Regions from separate parts of the Homo sapiens genome. Here region 2 is linked to region 1. Evidence: chromatin loops called from intact Hi-C (ENCODE). Cell type or tissue: endothelial cell of umbilical vein. All regions are shown on one strand.

What was found. Hi-C counts contacts between places; a loop is a spot of excess contacts. Peaks named below come from ENCODE experiments on the same cell type or tissue, not always from the same donor. Only the 100,000 strongest peaks of a DNase experiment are listed, where the experiment ranks them.
Region 2: it touches region 1 in a loop (12-fold over the local background); 3 of 110 quality-filtered maps call a loop at or near these places.

What each region holds. Positions count from the first base shown.
Region 1 is chr11:19,947,418-19,955,417 of GRCh38, forward strand. It overlaps NAV2 (neuron navigator 2), which reads left to right. Exons shown (of 38, transcript NM_145117.5): 10 at 1,274-1,663. Among named protein-coding and RNA genes, the nearest start is that of NAV2-AS3, 30 kb to the right of the region's middle. In endothelial cell of umbilical vein, CTCF peaks have their summits at 4,253 (motif pointing right) and 6,711; DNase peaks (open chromatin) are centred at 4,314, 5,004, 6,254 and 6,704; H3K27ac peaks cover 2,208 bases.
Region 2 is chr11:19,553,903-19,561,902 of GRCh38, forward strand. It overlaps a transcript of NAV2 not described here. Among named protein-coding and RNA genes, the nearest start is that of MIR4486, 17 kb to the right of the region's middle. In endothelial cell of umbilical vein, CTCF peaks have their summits at 35 (motif pointing left) and 3,933 (motif pointing right); DNase peaks (open chromatin) are centred at 3,979, 6,409 and 7,249; H3K27ac peaks cover 1,636 bases.

The sequences.
Region 1 (8,000 bases):
CCTTTAGGTATCTGAATGAAGGGGAGTCAGATATTGGATCTTGTGACTCTACCATTAGGTGTGAAACATCCCTTTTTCCACCATCGTCACTGACACTGACTTAATGTTGGCATAGCAGTTTGACGGTGGGATGGTAATTATGACAGGAGGGAAGACTTCAGTGGTTTCTTCTGCAGGGAAGAATCTCATTCTCTGCTCAGTGAGGAAATTCCAGTTTTCCTGTGAAGGTGCACACGATAGTCTTGACTGGGCTGCAAGAAACTGCAGCGCTGTGAAAACAGTGGAAGACAGACTCTGCCAAGAGATTGAGCTCATCCTTGGGCAGATTCTAGTCCATGTAACTTGATTGAAGAGGGAACTCAAGCCCAGGCATTTACCAATCTTTCCAGGCTTTTTGGATGAAATATGAGAAAAGCAAAAGTCTGGGGGAAGTGAACTTTAGAGGGTTAGAAAATTAGAACTGTGTCCACTGCTCAGTTGGGAGGGAGCTGAGGATGTAAAATGTGGTATTAGGAACTCCCGGTGGGTGGAGAATCCCACCCTTAGGAAAAGAAGGCTGTGATGCAACATCCTAGAATGAATGGGCAAGCAGGAACCTTCATGCCCCATCCTAATCAGTTCAGCATTTTCTAGTATTTTCTTTCCCAGATTGGAAAGAAAATTCTTATTTTTTTTTTTGCCGGGGGGGATGGAGTCTCACTCTCTGTCGGCAGGCTGGAGTGCAGTGATGCAATCTCAGCTCACTGCAACCTCAGCCTCCTGGGTTCAAGCGATTCTCCTGCCTCAGCTTCCCGAGTAGCTGGGACTATAGGCACATGCCACTATGCCCAGCTAATTTTTGTATTTTTAGTAGAGATGGGGTTTCACCATGTTGGCCAGGATGGTCTTGATTTCTTGACTTCATGATCCGCCCTCCTCAGCCTCCCAAAGTGCTAGGATTACAGGCACTGCATCTGGCCTGGAAAGTGAGCCACTGCATCTGGCCTGGAAAGAAAATTCTAGTAGTTGAGGTCATTTAATTAAAGTAATTCGTTTCTTGTACCATGTTTTAGCAGGGAAAGTCTCCGGTAGGCTTTTCAGAATGTTATGTAGATGTGTAGCTTTCCTTTCTCATTTTGAGCAGAGGAAGCACATCAGGTGGTACATGGGGGCTGGCTGTTTTATCCTATTTTATATATGAGGATTATTTCATAATTCTAAATAATTAAAGAACATATAAACTGTGAAGGATACTAGGTACCTTTGAGTCTAATCAGGTTGGTTTTGTTTCTAGCACATTGGAAACCACGTTTGACACCAATGTCACCACGGAGATGAGTGGCCGTAGCATACTCAGCTTGACAGGGAGGCCCACACCTCTGTCCTGGAGACTGGGCCAGTCCAGCCCTCGGCTCCAAGCAGGAGACGCCCCCTCAATGGGCAATGGGTATCCCCCTCGAGCCAACGCCAGCAGGTTCATCAACACTGAGTCAGGTCGCTATGTGTACTCCGCCCCTCTGAGAAGGCAGCTGGCCTCCCGGGGCAGTAGTGTCTGCCATGTGGACGTCTCAGACAAGGCAGGAGATGAGATGGACCTGGAAGGCATCAGCATGGATGCCCCCGGCTACATGAGCGACGGGGATGTTCTGAGCAAGAACATCCGGACCGATGACATTACAAGCGGGTAAGTACCCGGGGCCGCCCTTTCTCCCAGAGAGAAAGAGGGCTTGGCACCTGGCTTCTCTTTTGTAGGGCTCTATTTGATTCTTCTGGAGGAGGTCAAACTGCCCACCTGAGTTTCTGCTGTCCATATCAAAGGCTGTGTGACATGGAGGGAAACGCTGCTCGGCTGTGAGTCTGAAGGCCTGGGTAGTCCAGGCTTGGCCAGTAAATCACAACAGAGTAATACCTGAAAACAAACCATGTCGCATCAGTCCCTTAAACCAAACCTTGCACTGAGGATGGACTACTTGCAGGTTAGACGGCCTCCCCGGGCCTATGAGATCTGGCCTGTACCTGCCTCTTAGATCTCATCTTCCTCTCTCCTACCTATTTCCCTGCTGCAGCTGTCCCTTCCAATCTTCAATCTTGTCAAGCTCTTTCCGGCCTCACAGCCTTGCACTCTGTTTCTCAGCCTGGATTCTGCTTCCCAGATCTTTGCATGGTAGGTCCTTCTTGCTGCTCAGCTGACACCTCCTTGGAGGGGCCCTCCTTGACCATGCAATTTGAAGTAGGTGTGTGTCCTGCCTCCTGCCCTACGCATCTCCACCACTCTGTGGCAGGCTCCTTTGGAAGATTATCACTATTCGAAATTAGCCTGATTATGTGTATATCCTCTGTTGCCTCCCGGCCCCCTCCTACTTGCAGCAGTAAGTACCATAAAGCAAGGACTTGTCTTGCGCGTTCACTGCAGAATCCCCAGTGTGTTGTGTATAATAGGAGCTCATAAATATTGCTAAATCAATGAACACGTGAATCAGTGAATGAATGAACAAATCCAGCCTCCCTGTTTCTCTGTGTGCTCATATATGAAGTGAAGGGGAGTGATGAGATGATGTCTAAGGAACCTTTCAGGTGGAGCCTGCCATGACTGTATAGCACGAGGCCTGGCTGGTAACTTGTTCATGCTCCCCTCTCAGATCACCCTGCAGACTTAAGGTGCAGTGAGTTATTTCACTTGCCTGGGACTTCTTCCTTCATCTGTTAACATGACTTGCCCAGAAGTTCTCCAAGATCTTTTCCACCTTGAATGTTCTAGCTGTTAAAGTTACAGATAAGAAAAAGCAGAAATACTAATTGTGCCACTCATTTCCATGAAAATAATGATCAAGAACCCAATGGGTGAGCCAGTATTTTTATAATTTAAATAATAGCTAACTCTCCTATATGCCAAACACAGTGCTAGGTGCTTTACTTTTATACTCTCTTGTTCTATCTCCATAGCAATCCTTTGAGGTAGATGATATCATAGTCCCCATTTTAGAGATGAGGAAGGTGAAGTCCAGGAAGGTTAAATAACTTGCCCAAGGGCTTGCAGCTATTAGGGACAGAGCGTAATAGTGTACCATCTTGCCAACGTTTTATTGCTGTATTGAAATACTACAACTACTAGAGTTTATTTCAAAATGAATTTGATTTTTCTCTGTTCTACCTCTGTGACTAGAAGTGTTCTTTTATTTCATTAAAAGCTGAGGCATAGAGGTGCTTTGGTTTTCAGCCTGTTACTTTTAGAACTATCTTGGGTAGTGAAATCTTTGAAAACAGAATCCACCAAACCTTTTGCAGGGGCAAAAGGAAAATTTCCCCTTTACCCTCTGAAGGTTCACTGGAAAATCAGCTCACAAAAGGCAGATTCATTGGAGAAAGGACATACAAATTTACTTAATGTATATACACAGAAGCCTTCAGAATGAATACCCAAAGATATAGGGGAGATTGTCCAATTTTATGCTTAGGTTCTACAAAGTACGGGCAGCTGTGTAGAAATATGATTGGGCAAAAAAGGTATGATCTAATGCTAGCAGATGGAGTGGGGAAACCAAGCAAGGTTCTTCTTGGCCCTTCTGAGAAGCATTCCTGCCTTCTGCGTATGGGGCAGAGCCCTCTCTGTAATGGAGGTTTCTACAATCAAACAAGGTGGGTCAGATAATTTCCTTATGCCCAGGCTTCACACAGAAAGGAAGAGGGAAAATTAGAATAATGTTTGGAGGTTTTATGACTGGCTTTGGGGAAAAAGGGTTCTGATTTCTATGGCCTACCTAGGGGCAGAGGGATTCTAGTTTCTATGGCTGGCCTCAGGGGAAATAGGATTGAGAGACCAGAGGGCAGAAAAAGGTCAGAGAGAAACTTTCACTTCTGAGGCCTTTATTTTGTAGTGTTTTCTGAGCTGCCCAACACCTTACAGTACAACAAATTTCTGCTGCCTGGAATGGCTGGCGCAATTAATGGAGTGAGAAATTAAATGACCTGGTCAACTTAGAGCATCCTTTTTTTTCTAGTTTTCCATAAACATGAAAAACAATAGCATACACCTATTACAACTGAATTTCACATAATGTAATCTTTGTATTATTGTTTAGAAGACTTTTGGTATCTAGCATGGACTCAGATTTATTATTATCAATTCCCATTTTCATATACTACCGAACAAATTGTGGCTTGTTTTGAGGTTTTTGTATCCTGTAATAGTTGATTTTATTGTCGAACCAGTCTTTCAATTCTAAAAAGATGGCCAGTGAATTCATTTTGATGTAGTGTTGATTATGTCCACAAGGTGGAGACATTGAAACACTCTAACCTGAATCTTAGTGATAGCCGACTGAGAAACTCCTGGTTTCTTTAACCATCCAAACCAGAGCCTTTACCTTTGCTTAAAAGCACCGATGTTTACATTTCAGTTCCAGCTTTGCCAAGTTTACGTTTTAGCATGTGTGATAGCACTTAGAGCAAGTGTAGATAAAAAGTTCAGAAACGTAAGCAAAGCACCCAATTACTGAAACTGGAGAACTTTGGTCTGGTTTCTCTTCCTGTTCCTTTTAATGTAGAAATGTACCCTCAGCATGAGGAGAGGTAGCCCAGATGGAACCTAATGCTCCTTCTAGTTGTAGCATTCTAGAACACTTGTTAAGCATGTATCCACTCTGTGGAAATGCATGTGAATTTCTGCTTTGAGGCCAAGTTACCAGTTTGTGTTTACACGCAGAGTTCAGAGCAAGACACTTAATGTCTTTTCTACTCATCATATTCTTCCTATAAACTGGCAAGGTTGTAAATATTGAAAGGCTGGTTATTCTGTGCTTCAGAATGTGCTGAATAAGGCATTGTTGAGGCAATTGATGTAGTGAAAGGGAAATAGACTGGGATATCATATTGGGCAGACCAGGGCTTAAACCCTCCCCAACCTCTTGCCAGCTCTGTGACGTTAGGCATGTCATTTGACTTCCCTGAGCTTTGAAGTGCTACAATTAATATGGTTTTTAAACCTTCAGCTGGATTTCTGTTTGCAGTTGTATCTGATAAAGACCAAAATCCCAGTCGGGGTCTAGATGCCTTATCTCCCTCAAACATCCAGGCGCTTGGAAACAATGAAATGATTAAAGCTTTTGTCCAGATGTTTATTTGGCTTAGTAGAAATGTAGCCTTGATGTATGAGTAATATATCAATCTGTACAGAGGCTCTTTGAGGAAAGTTCTTGTAAAAGTTTATAGTAAGTTTATTTAGAAAATCTGATATGGAAGTAAATTCTGGTTTCTAAAAACCTAAGACCTCTGTTTTTAAAGTGATGCTGTACTTCGGCTTGGCATAACAGCTATTTTTTGATGCCTCTAGTTCATTTTCTGTACTGGTGTGTGCATGTGCACCTGTGTGTATCCTTCAATTCTCCCTATGGTAGGGCTGAAATTACTTTATTACCATATTACCATGTAGTTTAGCTAAGAATTAAGGGCAAATGCCTCTTACACTTTGTGTGTGTGTGTGTTCTTATATTGTGCCTGGTATATACCAGGCATGTCTAAGTACTTTACAGGTTGTTATCTGATCTCACTCATCCCTTTTATTGGATTGATAAATTGGGCATTGGCTGTAGTGGGGAGGAAATTAAAATAACAGATGAAATTTCTCTTACTAGGTTTTGATCTGTGAAGTCAATCTTCTACTCATATTCTAAAAATTCAAAGTGCCATATGGTACAGAATAAAATTAAAGGGGCAGACTCCACGTCCATATGTTTGAAATGATTTTTTTTTTCTTTTCAAAGGAGGCACTGAGTTGTGTAATGTTCCAAAGTATAAGTAGATATCCCTTTATGGACAAAAAAATGACCCTTTAAATATAACATCAGAAGTTTCTCCCTCTCAGAACCTTTGATGGCTTCCCATTGCCTGTGGGAACAGATCTGAATGCCTTAACTGACTGTGGAGGCTCTTCATGGCCTTTGCCTCATCTGCCTTCGCTGACTTGCCCCCGGCCACATTTCCCTTCACACACTCCAGACTTCCCACTGCTCTAGGCTACCTGCCACCACCAAAAGCTGGTTCCTGCATTTGCAAAGCCCTGCCTCTGGTTCCTGCATTTGCAAAGCCCTCCCTCCTGGGACATGCTGCTTTCTTCCTGGAATTCCTTTCCCCTCATGCCCATCTGACTAATCCTGAAGAAAATGTCTCCCCTGTGATGTCCTCTGGGATTCCCCCAGTCACAGTTAGCTCAGTCTCACGTGTTTCTGGTAGTCTTGGTTCACACCTACCCTTATATATAAGCGTTTCACTTTGCATGGGAAGTGTCTGAAAGCCACTGGATGGTACTGAGGAAAGAGTATGTTCTTAAAAGGCAGACAGACTTGAGATTTAATCCTGGCTCTGCCAAGTGAACTGGAACAAGTTCTTAACCTTTGAATATTAGAGATAGAGCTTGAAAAGAACAGGCAAGAATCTGAGATGCACAAGAAATGTGCACGCGCGCGCGTGTGTGTGTGTGTGTGTGTGTGTCTTTCTCCACTAAACTTGGAGTTCCTAGCAGGCAGACAGCACTCATTATTTTTCTAAACCCAGAGACTGGGACTTAGCAGGTATTTAATATTTTGAGAATGGTCTATTCTTGATGCCTACTCTGGCAGGACCTTATGCTTATATAACTCGCTACCACACGCTATGAAGCTCAATGGTTCTATTTACAGAACACTTGGAGAAAGCCAGCTTAGCCTGTGGTGTCCATCTAGTGGTTGATAGAGGCTGTGGTCTCAATTCCTTTTCACTGTGAGTCATTGTGTTGGTTTAAAGCTCCTGGCTGGTGATATTTAGGGCTAAGGATGTTGGCTTTTGAGAATGAGGCTGATCAATAGCCTAGTGTAGAGAGAAAACAGGATGTAAGCATTTGGTCTTCCACAGTGGCTTTTTAGGGGCTGCTGTCTTCCCTCCTTGGTGGCAGGAATTACTCCATCAACAAATATGGGCACAGATGCCTGCGGGGAGACTCCGTTCTTCAGAAATTGAGGAACTCATTCATGCTGAATTAATTAAAGTCATCCCTCAGTATCCATGAGGGATTGGTTTCAGGACCCCCAGAAAATACCAAAATCTGTGGATGCTCAAGTTTTTCATGTAAAATTGCATAGTATTTGCATATAACCTATGTAGATCCTCCTATATACTTTAAATCATCTCTAGATTACCTATAATATCTAATACAATGTAAATGCTATATGGATAGTTGTTATACTTTATTTTTGTTTGTATTATTTGTTCATAAGAGGGTGCTTCGTGCTCTCATGCATCATTTGCATGTATAATACCTTGTATCTTTTCCTTTATTGCCTGTCAGGTCATCTCCTCTCTGATTCCATCCAAGCAGAGGTAGTGACCTTTCTGTATGCTTCCTTGTTACTTGCTGTATCTGTATTAGCACTGGTAGCACTACATCAGAATTGGTTTATTAGTGTTTGTATGTATGTATGTGAGTATATGTGTGTGTGTATATGCATGTGTGTGTGTGTATGTATGTGTATATATATGTGTATATATGTGTGTGTGTGTATATACATATATATATACATATATACATATATATATACATATACACACATATATATATATATGGGATAGGAAAGACAAAACCCAAACCTGTTGTAAGTTCTAAAGGTTAGGGTCAAATCTGTCTTGAATGCTCCTGTATCTTCATTGGCTGGCACTGTGCCTGCCTGTTGCATAGTAAGCAGTCAATAAATATTTGTTGGCTGGGCATGGTGACTCACATCTGCAATCCCAGCACTTTGGGAGGCTGAGATGGGGGGATCATTTGAGCCTAGGAGTTCAAGACCAGCCTATGCAATATAGTGAGACCTGTTGCAACAAATAATTTAAAAGCTGTTCATGGTGGCATGTTCCTGTGGTCCCAGCTGAGGTGGAAGTATCACTTGAGTCCAGGAGGTTGAGGCTGCAGCGAGCTGTGATTACACCATTGCACTCCAACCTGGGTGACAGAGCAAGACCTTGTCTGAGAAAAAAAAAATGTCAAATGAATGCTA
Region 2 (8,000 bases), 390 kb before region 1:
GGGCTTTTAGCAGAATTGTGCTGCCCTCTGCTGGCGAGTTTGGGTGGACTCAAAGGGCTTCACGCCCAGTAGAAAAAGAGGCTGCTTTCTGTTCCCCTAGCAATCAGAGAAGGGGACAGAGCATTTCATACTGAAAAGTTGTGGGAGCTCTCTCTCCTTTTTTGTTTTTGAAATTCTGCGCTCTAAGCCAGGAGGCAACACAAAATAAAGGTGGCCAGAGGGAACTAATGCTGGGTTAGAGTCTTCTAAGGGCCTGAAATCGTGCTATGACATCTACGTGCAGGCATTTACTTTATTCAGAAAGCAACTCTGATAATTAGAATTTAGAATTTTAATTTGAGAAATGAGGAGAGTGTGGCTCAGAGAGGTAAATCAACTGTGCTAAGGCCACACAGCTAGCCAATAGCAGAGCCAGGATTGAGTTTGGGCTGTCTGATGCCAATGCCCACACTAGGCCAACCTTACAGTTTGTGATTTGTCTCTGGATGTTAGAGAGCAGGAAGTGTCTAACCCTCTGGGGGAGACACCAGGCTCCATTGCCCAGCTCCTCCCCACTCATGGGGTAGGCTTTTGTTAGAAAATGCGTTGCCCTGAACCCAAAGCTAGTAGAGGCGCCTCAAGGAATGGAAACACTGCTGGTCTGGCTTTGTGTTCTAGCTCTGCTGTTTGTGGGCTTTGTGACTTTCAGGCCACTTGTCCTCCAGGGTTCTGTTTCTCGTCTATAAAATGAGGGAGTAGGTAAGGATGAATTAGATGGTTGTTTATGGTGGTGGTGTTTTTGCCAGCAAGGACATTTCTTAAAAATGGTTTTCTATCCACTTTGGGAGGCCGAGGCGGGCAGATCACCTGAGGTCGGGAGTTCGAGACCAGCCTGACCAACATGGAGAAACCCCGTCTCTACTAAAAATACAAAATTAGCCAGGCGTGGTGGCTACTCGGGAGGCTGAGGCAGGAGAATCACTTGAACCCGGGAGGAGGAGGTTGCAGTGAGCTGAGATCGCGTCATTGCACTTCAGCCTGGGCAACAAGAGCGAAACTCCGAAAAAAAAAATTAAAGATAAATAAATTTTTTAAAAATGGGGTTTCTATCTCATACATACCATGTTTTGCAAAAAAAAAAAAAAAATCTTATCTACCCATGTATGTATGTTGTAATAATTTATTCCTTTTCAGTTTTGAGTAAACAAGATATGTGACTATCTTAGATTGGGTTCCCCGATAAACAGATTCTGAGACAGGGATCAATGTACAGGAAATTGGGGCATGTCCTGGTAATGCCATCAATGAGGTGGGGAAGCAGAAGCTGGCAGAGGGAGAGGTGGAACCATGAAACATGCACGACAAAGGCCTCAGCTGGTCCCCAGGTAGGTCTGGGGCTGGGAAGAGCTGCAGAGTGATCCCCACTGGGGAAAGCAGGCCAGGTCTGTGCACTCCCACATGAATCAGGCAAGGTCTATCACCTTGGGCAAGGCAGCTCTTTCATCCAGTGCAATTCCTGGGGACGAACTAGCCATAAACCAACAGCAGCCAACACTCCCAGACCTGGGGGGGGCTCTGGGCAGCTCACCACAGCATCCACTCCAATCACTGTGTACTCATAAGAAACAACAAGCAGCAGTGAACTCCAACCCGTATGAGTTTTACATGGGGAGGCCTTATTGAAGGTCAATGTTCAAGTTTTATTAGCTGTTTTGGAAGTAAACATTGCTCACATTTTTGCCTTCCCAGATTTTTGCCTTCCCAGGTACTAAAGGTTCGGGGACTCTAGGTTGAAAATGTGACTCCTTCTTTCTAGCATTCTCTGAGGGTGTGGGGTTTGTATGTCCTGAAGACCCCAAGAAGATGCCACCACCAAGGAACAATAGTGAATTTCTCAGCAATAGTGAATTCCTCTGCTCCCATGGTGCCTGGAAGAAGATGTACCTTCCTCGAGCCCACCCAGCCCCAGCCCCAGCCCCAGCCCCAGCCTGAGTGCACAGCTTGGTAGCAGAGCCTGACTAGAGTTCAGCCTGTGCTTATCACCTGGCTGGACACCCTTGAGTGGGTCACAGCCTGTGCACCTGTCCCTACAGACCCTGCCCTCCCATTTATCTTTCTCCTCCTCAGCCTCCCTTCCCTCCTCCTTTCAAAGCCTTCACTCTTCTTCAATCCTCCATGTGCTGATTCCATGTGCTTGCAGCTCCCCGGGGACCAGGAAGGGTGTCAGCGACTTGAAAATGTTCACTCTACCACTGCTGGGAATCTTGCCTAAGGAAATAATCTAAAATACAGGAGATCCTTTATGAGAGAAGACACTCATCCTAATGTCATTTGTAAAAGTGACAGGTTCAAGCCATTGTAAATGGTAAACCACAGGGGAATGTGAATTATGGTGCATCAACAAAGTGGAATATCATGCCACCATTAAAAATTATGTGTGTAAGAAGCAATGTGAAAACATGTTTATGGTTAGCAACACAGGCTACAAAATTATACTATGCAACCTGACTGCAACAATATGAACGAAGTAAACAGTTAAAGAGTGGCAGGAAAATCTGAACTGCTCATGGGCTTGGCTGGAGGAACCACAGCAGGGATCTCTTAACCCTTTTTGTGCCACAGACACCTTTGGCAGCTTGATGAGCCTATGGGCTTACCAGCATGTTTTTAAATGCCTGAAATATAAACCATAGAATTTCAAAGAAAACCAATAATATTGAAATACAGATATCAAAATGTTAAAATAATTTTTCAATATATGTGCTTCTTTTTAATACCTTAAGTAACACGATCTAGCAGAAGATCAAATAATTACTATACCTATAAGGTAGTGATGAATTCAAGTAATATTTTAAATTACATGCAATAGCTAAAATGTGGTATAAAAATGTCTAAGTTTCTGTCAGTGACAAAGTTGTCTATATAGCTAAAACTACTGTTATTTGAAGCCAAAATTCATAATAAATGACCATGCTGTATTTTGGTTAGATCATGAAATAAAAACGTCATTTTTCCTATCCAAGTTCATGTACTCTCTGAAATTCTTACTAGTCTTCTAGGGGATTTATGGACCTTGATTTTAAAAATCTCTGTATCAGAGTTTTTTACTTCTTTCTCTTTATTCTCTCTAATTCCAAAATTTTACATAATAGACATGCATTGCTTCTATCATGTAAAATAACCAAGGAATTTTAAAATTAAATAAGCAAATGAACAAAGAAAATATAATTCAGGCTTATTAGATCACTGGATGATAAGGCAGTAAGTGCTCTCAGATGCCATATCATTTAACCCGCAGGTTAAATTCCACAAGAGACATGGTATTAATGTAGCCGTTTGGCAAGTGAAGACATTGATGCCAGCGGAGGTTAAGAGACTTGTCCAAGGTCACACAGTCAGCAAATGATGGAACCAGAGTTTGAACCGAGGTGTATCATTCAAACCCAGACTCTTACCTGTTAGATCCACTGAGCCTGGCAATCTACGGCTTACGATGAGTAAACTGAATGTTTTGTTTGTAGAATTGATTTATTTTAGCCACTGTGAAGTAATCTCTTCACATGAATGTTTCTCCTGCTGAAGTACATCTGCCCTTGATTAAATGTTGTCTATGCAATTCATGGACAATCGATGGTACTCTAGGCTCTGAATGAGAAAACTGGAACTTCTGGTTGCCACAAGTCTGCTGATGGCTTAGGCAGGGACATTCTGTCTCCCAGGGGCCCTATCAGTGCTCATGTGGTCACGTAGACACACTTCAACTTGAGCTTCAGGTGGGATGCTTCCCTATAAGCAGTGAACGCGAAAAGCCTTGGCTAAAATGGGATCCACACCGAACACAGAACAGAACTGGGGCTGCACTTCCAGGTGAGAAGCATAGGGTGGGATCAAGAGGTGGCTGAAGGGATGGCAGATTCTCAAGCTGCATTCCTGCAGTCAGGATGTGTCCAAACGGAAGGCTTGGACAGTCAGTGGCCACGTGGGGGCAGCATCGAGCCAGAATGACAGAGGGCACTTCGTCTGGTGAATATCATGTGAGTCCATGTGGAGCCTCCTCTTTGGAAGATGGGGTGCTCTTGTGGGATGAACGTTGGGGAGGGACAATCTCTTTAATAACTCTGAGAGGTACTGCTCTTTTTATGAAGGGGCAGTATAACGTGGTGCTTATAAACGTGGGCTCTGGATAGTTAGCCTATTTGTATTTAAAACCTGCTGTTATTTATTAGATAACTTACTTAAGTTTTCTGTGCCTCAGTTTCTCCATGGGGTTGATATGAGGACTAAATGAATACACATTAGGCACTTTTTCAGTTATCTATTGCTGCGAAACAAACCAAGCCGAAACAACTACGTATTTGCTCACGATTCTGCAATTAGGGCAGGGCTCAGTGGGACAGCAACTCGCTTCCTCATGTGATGTTGGCTGGGCACTTCCAGTAGGGCTGGATGAGCCAAGAGGGCTTCCTCAAATGCATGGCACCTCAGCTAAAGGCTGGCAGGGCCTCTCTCTCCAGCACGAGAGTCAGAATGGTTTTACATGGCATTGTGCCAAACCCCTACTCACCTCAATAGGGAAGTCATCAGGTTCAAGAGGTTGAAAAAGAGACCCAGAGCCAACAAACAAGACATGGGTTTTGACTAGGGGCTTATGTACAGGGGAGAGAATCCAGTGGCAGCGGACTGGACAGTCAAACCACCTTCCTATGGCCCAATGGCAGCAGGCTAGGCAGAAAAGCCACAGCTGCTTGTGAACAGCATGCAATTTATAGAGCATTTTCACTTAACACCCTCCCTGAATGACCTGAACCTGGCAACATTCACTTAACCCAAAACCTGGGGCTTCAATCCCCTGTACAGCCTGTGTTCCATGGGACAGGCTGGGGGCTCGGATGTTTTCTCATAGACAAGGAATGAATGTCTGTGTTGGCCATCCCTGGATTCCCTGTCTCGGAACACACATTCAAGTCCCACACAGGTGCCATACAGGGCCATTCTCAGGGTATGTTTATGTTATTGCTGTCAAGTGTGTTTGCCCTATACATGGTGGCGCAGGACTCCAAGAGAACTAAAGGCCGTTCCCAGCCTCTTACCGCCTTGCCTGGGAGCTGGCACAGCAGTCACTTCTACCATATTCCATAAGTCAAAGCAAGTTACAAAGCCAGCCCAGATTTAAGGAAGAGAGACACAGGCCTCTCCTCTTGATGAGATGAGTGACTTGCACATGCAAGAATGGGAGGAATTATTAGTGGCCATCTTGCAAACCACCTACCACAGGTACTTATAGTAGTGCCTGGCACACAGAAAGTCCTCCATACATGGAAGCCACCTTCACAGCTGAGGAGACTGAGGTGCCTCGGCTACAGAGATTGTTCCCAAGATCACATGTCAGGTAAGGACAGAGCTAGAATTGAAGCCCAGGTCTTTCTGAATTAAAAGCCCATTCTCCTATGGCACCATTGTTGTAAGCTCTGTGCCCTTGGCCAAGTCATTTAACCCCCGAGCCTTGTTTTCCTTGTGTGATGTCAGGTGGATATAGTAAAGACAACCACCAAATAGAATTATGGCACAGACTAAATAAGGAAATGCCCAAGAAAGCATCTTATCACCTATAAAGCATTATGGGAGCATGAATTATTTTGAGATTTTAATTTGAACTTCATTTGTTCAGAATGTGTCTACTGCTGGTAGAATCTGTATTCATGCTTCCTTTCCTTGGCACTAGGGTGGCTGAGGGTGGATGGCAGGAGGGGTCACATGCTTATCCCCACAGGCAATAGCCATTTTCAAGTCTTCAAGAAGCGTCTATTGATGTGAATGTTAATGACAAGCCATTCTCATCTGTGCAGTAAGGAAACTCCCAGGAACCTTGTTACAGGAAAGGAGCCTGGGGATGGGAAGTGCTTTCTTCGGAAGCTTCTGGCACTCTCCCTTTCCCAGGGCCAGTCTGGTTTTCATGGTCTGCCCCTGGTGAGTGTCTCCAGAGCCCCCTTCTCAGTAAGCTGCCTGAGCCCTTCTCCCCCTGGGGGCGGATAGATGGACAGCCTGGAGTGCTGCCTGGTGTACCTGGAATCCCGATTTCTCTAGCTGAGTCTGCCTTAGCCATTCCCCTCACGTGCCTGCTTCGCTCTAGCTGCAGGAACCAGAAGCTGTGCTTTTATTAAATTTGATCCTCATCAGAATTGCATTTGGTGGTTTTCCAAGTTATGACTTTCTAATTAGCTTTTTGTTGAAGCTGTTTTTCATTGCTTTGCTCAGAATCGGTGGTAAAAGAGACTATTTTCTTGATGTTGTGGCCTCCTTTGGTGATTTCTCCACTTAAAAAGAGAAAAAAAAGAGTAAGGATGTGCTTCCTGAGAAATCTGATAACTAATCACAAGCTTTAGACAAACCCTGAGATTCCCAGGTTATCAGCTATTGAGACATCTGCTTCCTGCCTGCGAGAAAACAAGTTCTCACTGGGGTGCGGGGCACTGGGGATGGCTTTGGAATCAAACTTTCTGGATTCAAGTCTTGGCTCTGCTACTTGCCAGCTGTGTGACCTTGGGCACTTTAATTGGAGTCTCTGAGCCTCAGTGTCTTCGCCTTTATAACGAGCAATGTGCCTCAGATGTCTGCTGTGAAGCGCCACTGAGGTCATACCTGTAAAAGCCCTGATGTGGAGTATGCCTTCAACAACATTGCAGCTCTTATCACATTTGATAAACAACATGCTGTGAATATAAGTTTATAGAAAACTCTAAAGCACTGTACAAATATGAGCTTTATTGCTATACAAATATTGGTTTATGACTATTAAGAATAATTAGCTATATGGCCTTAGGTAAGCTACTCCATCTTTCTGAGTGTCTGGTCTAGATAATGGGTTGCACATTCAGGTGACTTCAGGAACTACAGCTATACTGGGAATGAATAGAGTAGACCAGATAGAAGAAATGCTCATGTCAGTACACACTAAGTGGGCAAGAGGAAAGTGCATCAACAGCAAGGTCCCAAAGATAAATAAGTTTGAGAAACTCTGGGTTAAACAAAATTGAACAGGCTTCTTTCTTCAGGACTCTTCCAAGAGTTTTAAGTGCCTGGCTGCATAGTGAATTTCAAAGGGCAGGAAAGGATATATGTGCAATGTTTTCCAAACTTCCCTGACCTCAGACCCTCTTTTTCCGTTAAGACCAGTGTTCTTCTGAATACACCTGGCAAATTCTGGATGGATGACCTCAACCATCCCTTCCGATTCTAAATTTCAGCTTGGGTCTCTAAGGTCAGAAAGAGGCATTTCTGATAGAAGATAAAAGACAGAATGTGTGTTGGGTCTTCTTCCTTTGATTGTTCACTTTCATCAAAATGATGACTAATTCTGTTCACATGACGGTACTGCTCAGTGTGGTCAGCTGTGAGTGAAGCCGGATATCTGGGTGCAGCGTCTCCTAACCAGTCACGGAGAGTCGGGCGGGAAACCAGGGAAGGGGGACACTGCTGGGCCCACCTGTTATTTTGGGAAAATCAGGAAATTGTCTGGCCCTTGTGTTTGCTAGCCTCAACCTTCACATACATATATGAAATTCAGAAATCCAAGGCTTATAGCAAAGGCCACTTGAACTTGACCTTGCTTTCATCAGCTATTTAGTACAATATATTCAGTAAATTTCTCTTGTTAATCAGTGAACATTGTGTAAGCACCTATTATTACTAGATATCAGTAAGTTAATTATCTTCATCACTCTGTTTAATTTAGATATGTGTTTGGGGACTCCCTGAGATCTAAGTTAAATTGCCACGGATCCCAAATTCCATAGCCTGTGGCTATCTGAAGCCCTTCCTAAGATTTCTGCTTCTTATACCACTTGGCATTGAATTCCTTGAATGGGACCTCTGCCTTGCACTCTGTTTTAACCCCCTTGAGGCTCAGGGAGGTTAAGTGACTTGGCCAAGGCTCCACAGCCTGCAAGTCTGGCTCAGTTACGGTTGCCACTGGGCCTTGGCTAAGAAGAGATCCTGCCCCACTGCCCCAGGCTACCATCCCT